Linked DNA regions of Homo sapiens: region 2 is linked to region 1. Evidence: read pairs that join two places in POLR2A ChIA-PET (ENCODE). Cell type or tissue: CD4-positive, alpha-beta T cell. All regions are shown on one strand. Links, peaks and the distances in the headings refer to the core of each region. The heading gives the core; the rest is flanking DNA. Region 1 overlaps KRT74 (keratin 74). Region 2 has its middle 12 kb from the start of SMIM41-AS1.

Region 1 (5,322 bases), core at 1-5,000:
CACAGTCTCCCTTTCCCACCCTGCCTCGGTACCCTACCATCAGAGCTGGTACCCCGCCCAGAACTGGGAGGAGCCTCAAACCTATTTCTCTGACTCCTCATTTTGCAGATAAAGCAACTGGGCTGGGAAGGGGAAGGGACTTTCCCAGAGCCCCCAGCTGGTAATGAATGGAGCTAGGATTAGAACCCAGGTTCCCCTTCTGCAGATTTTTTCTGTGTCCAATGAACCTGCCCCATGTCCCCTTTGGGTGCCCCCTCTGAGGGCAGACCCTCTGTCTCCTCCTCCCACTGGACATGGAACATGTGTGGGGTGCAGAGGGTATGCATCAGGCGCCTCTGTTGGCCACACCAGGTTCCTGCTCTCGGAGTGGGGCATGGTCTGTTGACTGAGGGACACAGCTGTCGATGAAGCCCTCCTGGGTTCCCTTGCCCTGTGCCATGGTACTACTTCCATGTTAGTGGGCGGGGGGGTGGGGGTGGGGGGCCTGTCTTACCTGACAGCAGCAAATTTTAAACACTGCGTCAGTGGGGAGATGATATTGGAGGCTGGAGGATCCTTCCTGTGACCTCTCTGAGAACCAGGTCTGCTCTGCTAGTGATAGAATTGACCAGCGGAAAGATCTGAGCCTGTTCTCCTTCTGGTGCCCCCACAACCCTCCATGCTCTGCAGGCAAACACAGGGACAACTCTACGACTCTACATTTGGCCGATTCACAAATTCCATGAGCATAGTTCCTCCCTCTCTGTTAGCAACAGGCATCGCAATGCCCCCCAGATGTTCATCAGAGTCCAGCTTCTGAGGTTGTGCCTATAATTTAGGGCCTTATCCTCCTGCTCTAAGGGAAGGCCAGATGTGGGAGCCTTCACACAGACTCTCCCCAGAGTGCTGGAGTCCAGAAACACTCATCTGGATGCTAACAGATCAGAAGGATCCCCAATGGGGAGAGGTCCTGCAGCAGGAATCTGATCACAGTGGGACCGTGGCATACTGTCTCATCCTCAGGGCTGGCCTTGCTAGGGGATCGGGCATGATTTTCCTGAACCTGTAGTATTTTGAATCTGTAGATACTGGTGGCCTCCGGTCTCAGGCACTATCTAACTTTGCAAACATCGACATTTCTTCCTGACCTCCTGAAATGCAACTGCTTCCACAGCTTCATGTGATAACAGCTTTGAATACTCCTCTGCAATAGAAAATAGAAGAGACAAAGTTCTGGTGTTGGCTTTGCAGCTTTTACTCCTTGTCACCTAGGGCCCCATCTGCAAAATGAGGGCATTGTTCTACTTAACTGGTATGAGCTAAATGTAATTTTCTGTTCTGATGGTCTCTCTGTTCTTTGCCCTTCAGCGTGCCAGCCTGGAGACGGCCATCGCTGACGCTGAGCAGCGGGGAGACAATGCCCTGAAGGATGCCCAGGCCAAGCTGGATGAGCTGGAGGGCGCCCTGCACCAGGCCAAGGAGGAGCTGGCGCGGATGCTGCGCGAGTACCAGGAGCTCATGAGCCTGAAACTGGCCCTGGACATGGAGATTGCCACCTACCGCAAGCTGCTGGAGGGCGAGGAGTGCAGGTAGGTGGGGTGGAGGGGAAAGTGTGAGAAGGGACTGGGGTGTGGCTCCTGTCTGGCTGAGGGGCCACCTGGAGAACAACATGGTTAGTGCCAATACAAGCAAGAGATGTGGTGATTTCGTGAACTCAGAGGCAGCTTCCTGCAAGGGGTTGTTGGACATGAGCCATGAAGCGTAGATGGCCGTGTGCTGCTGTGATGAGAACCGGGGGCTCAGACAGACCTGGGGCTAATGACTGGCTCTTCAGCAGGGGCTAATTATTGGCTTTATCCTATGCTAGTGGTGTGGTCTCGGTAAATCATCTAGTATCTCCAGGACTCTTGTTTTCTCATCTGTAAGATGAAGGCGATAGTGTCAGTTTCGTAAGTTGTTATAAGGATGAGTTTAAATGATGCACGTATAAAAGCAGGAGCCCATTGATGTTTAGTGGAATCTCGACACTGAGTTTTTATCTTTCTCTAACTTTCTGTCTCACAGGATGTCTGGTGAGAATCCATCCTCTGTGAGCATCTGTGAGTATTCTTGAGAGATGCCTTGGGTTGGGAAAGCCAGGGACCCTGGGACAAAGTGATGTCACCTCCATTTACTGTCTCACCTCCCAAGAAGCTTCTGTTACTGTCTTGGGAAGGTTTCTGGGCTTCAAAGGAAATGTTCTCCCTTTTCATCCTGTGAAATGGTGACTGAGGTCATGCCCACCCTTTTCCCTTCCTGTTTCTCCCCTGGGACGTTGTCATTTGGAGAAAGGGTTGGTGGACATGGATTTTCCTAGCATTTCCAGGAGGGCAGGGACTGTATCTATCTGATGGGGTCTTCACCTCACACGAAGTCCGGCCCGTAATAGGCTCTCAGTTCATCTCTGTAGTGCTTCTTGACTACTGAGGGTGGTTCTGCGGATTAAATGAGGTGTTGTTGTGGAGAAGCCCTTGGGGACAGCCGTTACCATAGCTGTTATCTGCTGATTGACACTGCTCCTCTCCCCTGCTCTTGGCCCCTCCTCCTCAGCTGTCATCAGCAGTAGCAGCTACAGCTACCACCACCCCAGCTCTGCGGGTGTTGACCTTGGGGCCAGCGCTGTGGCAGGCAGCTCTGGCAGCACCCAGAGCGGGCAGACCAAGACCACAGAGGCGCGAGGGGGAGACCTCAAGGACACCCAGGGCAAGAGCACCCCAGCCAGCATCCCAGCAAGGAAAGCCACCCGCTAGACCCATGGCCTCACCCACCTCAGCACTTGGAAGAAGAGGTGACTTTGCCACCCCCAAAGGTGTCTGCCACACCCAAGTTCCCAGGCCCTGAGTTTTAAAACTGTCTGTAGTACACTCAACTGTCTGCATCGTGGTTTAGCTTTTACTTTCAAGCTCTGATTGACACAGTCACCTTCCCTGTTTCCTTAGGTCCCATGTGGACTAACGACTTCTCATTTTCCTCGCTGCCTTTGGCTGGCAGGAGGCTTTGGAGGCACAAGCCATTATAACCTTCTTGGCCCTAAGGAAGCTGTGATCATCCCTAGAAAGAGGGAAGGAGCAGGAGACGACAGGGGAGGGGCTGGTTTGTTCTGTGCTTAGGCCAAGTTAGCTACTGTCTGAGAGGTTTTACATCCCCTGCCAGCATGGTGGGGTGACACGAGACCTGTAAGCAGGTGGTGAGAAGTTAGACAGCCTTTACTTGCTCCATCAGAAACAACTTTGCAGGATGACGCCAATATTTAGGACACCACGTGTACATCTGTAGACCACCAGCTGCACCCATCTCCACAAAGCCAAGTGAAGGTGTATTGGGGATTCTCTGCCAGCCTGTGTCACCCACCCACCTCCTTCATTATCAGCAATAGCTACCATCATTTGTCAAGCACCTACTAGATGCCAGACACCCTACACATATTGCCTCCTGTTCTCATCCATTCCTGCAAAGAAGATGCAATGAGCATCCTTGGAACAGACTGGGAGCCTGATCCCAAGAGGCTGCTGAACTGGCCCCAGTCACCCACCTATGTGCCAGAGTCAGGCCTGGCCGACACAAGGATCTATGCTTTTTCTGTGGTGTGTCACTGCCTTTTTAACAAAAGGGCTGTCAAAGTCACCATTCTTTTTGATGAGGGCAGCGTAATTACATTGCCTTTTGTCAGGACTGTGGGTATGTGATTTGTCTTCCACAGTCTCTCTGGGGCTGTGTCCTACATAGCTTCTGACTCTCAATTTTTGGTGCCATGAGCTGAGCTCAGTGAGTGGAGCTGGCTTTTCTGTCGCTGAGTGCTACTGCCTAGTCCAGATGTCGTGGCTCAGGGTGTAAATATTCCTAAGAATGGCAGCATCTATTTCCTCTTTTGTTTGAATTAAAGACTCTGAATTTCTGCTGTATATTCATTAAGTTGTCCTTGAGTGTTGTCAGAGGTATGCTTCTGTCAGTCTGTTAATCTTTCCAAATGTTCCACCCTCTAGTGATGATGTGCCACCCTCCATTTCTCCCCAGCAAGCGTGCAGGACTCTTGCTGGGAAGCTGCAGGCCAACTCAGATGAGGCTGCTCTGGAGGCAATCTCAGGCTGCTGGAAGAGACAGATACACACTCATGTAAATCAGGGAAGGGCAGCCTAAGGCAGCAATGCTAGTAAGGGACTGGAATAGAGAGGCTAAGCAAGGAAGGCTTCCTGGAAGAGGAGGAGAGTTTAATTAAATAACCAGAAAGATGGACACATGGGCTCCTGGAGAGGGAATTTAAATCACAGCAACATAGTAGTTTGGACACAGGCTTTCATGTGCTTATTTAGTAGGGGGTGGGAGATCTCAGATTTTCCAAAGTCAATACAGATTGGGTATACCTTATCCAAAATTCTTGGGACCAGAAACATTCCTGACTTTGGATTTTGAAATGTTTGCATGTGCATAATGAGATACTTCGGGGATGGAACCCAAATCAAAACATGAACTTCATTTATGTTTCATATATACCTTCTGCGTAGGCTAAAGATAATTTTGTACAAATTTTAAATAAAATGCTCCAAAAGTTTTGGAGCACTTTGGATTTCAGACTTTTGGATTAGAGATGCTTAATCTGCAGTGGGGCTGGGTGGATTTCTAAGTCCCTCAGCTGTGGCCGGCAGAGTCTAGCTGTCTAAGCAGCTTTCAAATTTGTCTTGTGTCATGGGTGTGCCCAAAGATGTTCACCTCTACAGGCCTCAAGATAATGGGGACAGGCCTTGGGAGGATGGGGACTCTGGCCTAAGTAGTGGCCTCCATTCACCTCCCTGTGGCTTTCATGTATTAAGGAGGTCCTCTTCTGTGTGTGCCAGGGTGCAGTAAACCGTGGGAAACACAAGAGCCCAAGAGTGTGTTGGGCTTTCTGCCCAAATGTCTCCCTCTGATGTCACCACTGCTGCCACTGTGGATACTGAACTAGTGCCCTGGGAGTGGGAGGCTCCATTCTAGCTCTACCACTAACCAGTCACCTGTTACACACAGTGGTTCTTAACCTTGTAAGTCATGAACATTTTGAGAGCTGATGAAAGCCATGGATCTTTCCCCTGAAATGTGGACAGGGTCTACTGCATGTCCAGAGGTTCACAGATCCCCACAGCCCATCCATGGATTCCCTGGGTCATGAACCACCGGTTAAGAGCCTTTGCACCAGATACCCTTAAGGCCCTTCCTAGCATTGATGCTCTGTCTTTCCCAAAAGACCACATTCCCAGTGAGGGACCCAGTAAGAGGGCCTGAGGTGAGAGAGGGAATGAGACCCACAACCTGAAATAGCATTTGGAGAAG
Region 2 (5,376 bases), core at 261-5,260, 440 kb after region 1:
CTAGCTCTGGGTCTTTTATGAGGTTGCAGTTAAGCTGCTGGTGAGGCTTGACAGAGGATCCATTTCCAAGACGGCTCATGTACGTGGCTGCCAGCAAGAGGCCTCAGGTCCTGCACCTGCCCACATGAACCTCTCCTTGGGCTATTCACTTCACCTCATGATATGGCAGCTGGCTGCCTCCAAAAAGACTGATACAAGAGAGGACAGAGAAGAAGTCAGGATGCCTTTTATGAACCAGTCCAGGAGTTGGCAAACTCCAGCCTGCTGGCCAAATCTGACCCAACTTGGGCCAAATCTGGTCACACCCATTCCTTTACATATTGTTTACAGCTGCTTTCACAACTACAATGGCACAGTTGAGTAATCAATTGCAACAGAATCCATATCGCCTACAAAGCCAAGAGTACTTACTCTCTGGCCCTTTTCAGCAAAAGTGTGCCAACCCCTCATCTAGCGTTGGAGGTGACAGACCTTCCCTTCTGCCATAATCTATTCTTGAGAAGTGAGTCACTAGGTCCAACCCACCCTCAGGGAAGGGTAATTAAGCTCATCTCTTGAAGGGAGACGCTTCAAAACCACCACACATCACTCTAACGGTGATGCTTCTTGTTCCTGAGTGTCGAGCTCAACTCAGGCTCCACGTCCAAAAGCCTCAAATGTTTGGCTACTCCCATTTCCCCCATCTACAGTTTCTCCAAGCAAATGGCCATAGGTCCCTTTGGGAAAGGACTGGGGATATCAATCCTGTTAAGGCTGTTGTGGTGTTGCAAGTTCCATCCTCATAGAGACCAAACCTCCTCTTCATTCTCTTCCTGTGCTTCCAGGTCAAGAAACCAAACACAGGGTCATAAGTGCCCAGTCTTATGGTCATCCATCCTTGGTTTCTCCTGATGGCATGAGTTGGGTAGTTTCTGGATTGGCTCCTCATCTAACTTGCCCCTAGGAACACTGTATTCTATTAACCATCTCCTAGCTCTGTAGGTTAGATTTCCTTGGCTGCAACCCTGTGCTCGTTACAATCATCACAAGAGATGATGGACAGGGTCTATGGACAGGGCTCTATCCTCTGCCACCTCACCGCCCCCCCTCCCTGTGCAATCACTGAGCCTGGTCTCTAAAAGCCCCTCCTACCACCAGCCTGGCATGAGAAGGAGGGCCTCCCCACATGTTTAGGGGGTCTGTGCCCCTCTCTCCAGCCCATTTCTTTTGCCTTGGTGTGTAAATGGTGTGTGCTCTGGTCCTGCCCTAAGAACGTATCAGGATAATCTCCTGGCCATACATACTGTATCCCCTCCAGCATGCCCCACTCCCAGAGCCTTTTAGTCCCCTCCTCTACTCTGCCACAGCAAGGCTGGCCTTGCAACTTCACTTAGTGCAATCCGTCTCTTCTGGGCTTCTAGGTTCCATCCTAGTAGTAAGTTGACCCCATCTCCCAGAGTCCTTGCCAAGGGGTGAAACCGTGTCTCTCAGGAGCGTGCTCCCAAATCAGTAAGCTCCTCCCCAGCCAGCCTCACTGCACCAGCCTCTCTGGCTTTTTTTTTTTTCTGTCAGTGGTGCTCACCACCCTCACCTGTCACCACCATGCAGTCTCAGCACATGCTGTTCCCTCTGCCTAGAATGCTCTTCCATCCCCTGCTGACTCTCCAGTTAACTCCTCCCACCTCAGATCCACTAAAGCCACACATCACTTCCGCACAGACACATTTCCAGTTCCCTGTGCTGCTGGCTAAGTCTCTGCCTCTCCCTTGTAGCCTTTGTTGCAGTTTTTCATCATTCGAGGGATTGGCCGACTAATGTCTGTAGGACCCTACCAGACTGTAGGCCCTGTGTGGGCAGGAACTGTTCATCATTGTACCCTCAGTGCCTCGCAAAGTGTCTGGCAGATAATTTGTGCTCATAAAAGTTTTGTTAAGAGAAGAAATGTGGCCAGGTGCAGTGGCTCATGCCTGTTCACCAGCACTTTGGGAGGCCGAGGTGGGCGGATCACGAGGTCAGGAGATCGAGACCATCCTGGCTAACATGATGAAACCCCACCTCTACTAAAAATACAAAAAATTAGCCGGGCATGGTGGCAGGTGCCTGTAGTCCCAGCTACTCGGGAGGCTGAGGCAGGAGAATGGTGTGAACCTGGGAGGTGGAGCTTGCAGTGAGCCAAGATCATGCCACTGCACTCCAGCCTGGGCGACAGAGCAAGACTCCGTCTCAAAAAAAAAAAGAAGAAGAAGAAATGAAAGAGTCAATGAAACAACCAACAGCTGAATGGCTGTTCTGGCCAAGAAGCACAGAAGTCACAGCTGGAGGCAGACAGCAAAGGCGAAGCTGGCAGGGAGGAGGCCTCAGGCTGCCTGGGCTCCTGAGCTGTCTGGGAGAAAGTGGCCTTCCAGGGCTTGTTTGCAGAGAGGCTGGAGGAGAGAGGCATTTGTGCAGGGCCACCTGAGACTCACAGCAGGAGCCAGGGAGGTGATTGGCATTGTGTCGGAACTGGGCAGGTGTGTGAGCAGCACGCCGAGGGCTGTGGGCTAAACCCAGCACTTAGATTCAGCTCCTTCCTTTCCAGGACCCCTAGTGGGATGCCAGATGGCAGAGACCCTCCTCCCCCGAAAGAAGTGAACAACTCCTCTCAGCCTCTCTCTTTTGTGTGTGTGCGTGTGTGTGTGTATGATTTGTTTACTTTTAACTTTTTTATTAAGTATAATACACGTACAGAAAATATATATGTACATATACATGCATTCACAAAAACTAAATGTGCTCAATAAATCATAACAAAGCAAATACCTGTTTAATCCCCACACAGGTGAAGAAAGAGAACTGTTACTACCCCACTAACCTCTCTCATGCCTACCCATCTATCTCCACACTAGAAATTTCTCTTTTTTTTTTTTTTTTTTTTTTTTTTTTTTGAGACAGGTTCTTGCTCTGTCATCCAGGCTGGAGTGCAGTGGCAGGATCTCAGCTCACAGCAACCTCCATCCCCTGGGTTCAAGAGATTCTTGTGCCTCGGCCTCCTGAGTAGCTGGGATTACAGGAGTGCGCCACCATGCCTGGCTAATTTTTGTATTTTTAGTAGAGATGGGGTTTCACCATGTTGGTCAGGCTGGTCTCAAACTCCTGGCCTCAAGTGATCCACCCACCTCAGCCTCCCAAAGTGCTGGGATTACAGGCTTGAGCCACTGTGCCTGGCCTACTACACTAGAAATTTCTAATGTTATAGTTTAGTTCTGCCTGATTTTGTACTTAATCTAACTAGAATCATACAATATTTTTTCTGTCATGTCTGGTTTCTGTTATTCATCTTGTTAAATGTCTCCAAATCCTTATCAACACCGTATCAATGCTTATGGAGCTAGAGGTCTTCATAATACTTGCTCATCCTCCCCATCCATAACAAGCATAATGCAAGCTATATTTATTGAGCACTTACTAAGTACCAGGCTCTATTCTCACTCTTTGCATGCATTGCAGGTAATTCATAAATTCTCATTGCTGTGTAGAATTCCATTGTCTACATACACCATAATTTATGTATACATTTTTTTTTTTTTTTGAGGTGGAGTTTTGCTCTTGTTGCCCAGGCTGGAGTGCAATGGCACAATCTCGGCTCACCGCAACATCTGCCTCCCAGGTTCAAGCAATTCTCCTGCCTGAGACTCCCGAGTAGCTAGGATTACAGGCATGTGCCACTGTGCCCGGCTAATTTTGTATTTTCAGTAGAGACGGTGTTTCTCCATGTTGGTCAGGCTGGTCTCGAACTCCTGACCTGAGGTGATCCACCCACTTCAGCCTCCCAAAGCGCTGGGATTACAGGCCTGAGCCACCACGCCCAGCCACAGTTTTTTGTTTTTGTTTTTGTTTTTTTTTGAGACGGAGTCTCACTCTGTCGCCCAGGCTGGAGTGCAGTGGTGTGATCTTGGCTCACTGCAAGCTCCACCTCCTGGGCTTACGCCATTCTCCTGCCTCAGCCTCCGGAGTAGCTGGAACTACAGGCAACCGCCACCATGCCCAGCTAATTTTTTGTATTTTTAGTAGAGACGGGGTTTCACCATGTTAACCAGGATGGTCTCGATCTCCTGACTTCGTGATCCGCCCACTTCAGCCTCCCAAAGTGCTGGGATTATGGGCATGAGCCACTGCGCCTGGCCTTATGTATACATTTTACTGTTGATGGGCACTTGGGTTGTTTCCATTTTAGATATTACAAATAAAGTTACTATGAACATCCTTGACCATATCTCTTGGTGCTCATATGCATGCATTGCTGTTGGGCATAAGCCTAGGATATAGGATATGAGAATCTTCATCTTTGATATTTAATGTCAAAATAGTTTCCAAAGTATCTCTACCAATTTGTGCAACCCCCAGCAATGTGTGAGAAATTCTGTTTCTCCAAATCCTTATCAATTCAGTCTTTTTTGTTTTAGCCATGCTGATGGAAATGTAGAGCTAGCTATCTCATTGTGGGAGGTTTGTTTGTTTGTTTGTTTGTTTGTTGTTTTTGTTTTTGTTTTGAGACAGAGTGTCGCTCTGTCACCCAAGCTGGAATGCAGTGGCGCAATCTCAGCTCACTGCAACCTCTGCCTCCCAGGTTCAAGTGATTCTCCTGCCTCAGCCTCCTGAGTAGCTGGGATTACAGGCGCCCACTACCACCCCTGGCTAATTTTTGTATTTGTAGTAGATACTGGGTCTCACCATGTTGGCCAACCCTGCCCTCAAGTGATTCACCCACCTCAGCCTCCCAAAGTGCTGGGATTACAGGCATGAGCCACCACACCCGGCCTCATTGTGATTTTATTTTGTATTTTGTTGGTAACTGGTGAGGGTGAACAACTTCTCATCCTTATTGGTTATTTGGGTATTATCCTTTGTAATGTGCCTGTTCAAATCTCTCAGACTTTCCTAGTGGGCTGTCCATCTTTGTCTTACTGATGTATAACAGTTCATTTTTATAGCTTTGTTGAGAAATAATTGATACACAAAAAAAAAAAACCTGCACATGTTTAACGTCTGCAATTTGACGAGTTTGGACATATGCATACACTGTGATACCGTCACCACAATCAAAATAAACATTCATCACTTCAGATGTTTCCTGGTGTTCCTTCCTCTCAGCTTCTCTTGATCATCTCCCCACTCTCTCTCTCCCACCTTCCCCCGTGATCTCAGAGGTCCCAGCGTCTCTGATCTTTAGAGCTCCTGCTTGCATCTCACATCCAAATAATAATAGTCCAACAGTCACAGGTGGTTAAGAGGAGATCTGGCCTTTGCCAGGCCCTCCCTAAAATCCTCTGGGACCATTTCTGAAGAAACTGTCCCGTTGCCAGTGTGTCCTCATGTGGAAGGGCCAGGCTACTTTCTTATGGGCCTGGGCCCACCCTC

What was found. ChIA-PET counts read pairs that join two places held together with the same protein. Peaks named below come from ENCODE experiments on the same cell type or tissue, not always from the same donor. Only the 100,000 strongest peaks of a DNase experiment are listed, where the experiment ranks them.
Region 2: POLR2A ChIA-PET joins it to region 1 with 13 read pairs; 2 of 35 experiments call an interaction of 5 or more read pairs at or near these places.

Annotation. Positions count from the first base shown.
Region 1 is chr12:52,564,415-52,569,736 of GRCh38, reverse strand. KRT74 (keratin 74) reads left to right here. Exons shown (of 9, transcript NM_175053.4): 7 at 1,348-1,568; 8 at 2,044-2,078; 9 at 2,569-3,955. The coding sequence ends at 2,768. Among named protein-coding and RNA genes, the nearest start is that of KRT74, 6.8 kb to the left of the region's middle. In CD4-positive, alpha-beta T cell, for the core only: no CTCF peak of the experiment used is centred there; a DNase peak (open chromatin) is centred at 2,666; H3K27ac peaks cover 253 bases.
Region 2 is chr12:52,127,966-52,133,341 of GRCh38, reverse strand. No RefSeq gene overlaps it. Among named protein-coding and RNA genes, the nearest start is that of SMIM41-AS1, 12 kb to the right of the region's middle. RefSeq lists an enhancer at 2,304-2,841. In CD4-positive, alpha-beta T cell, for the core only: no CTCF peak of the experiment used is centred there; no DNase peak of the experiment used is centred there.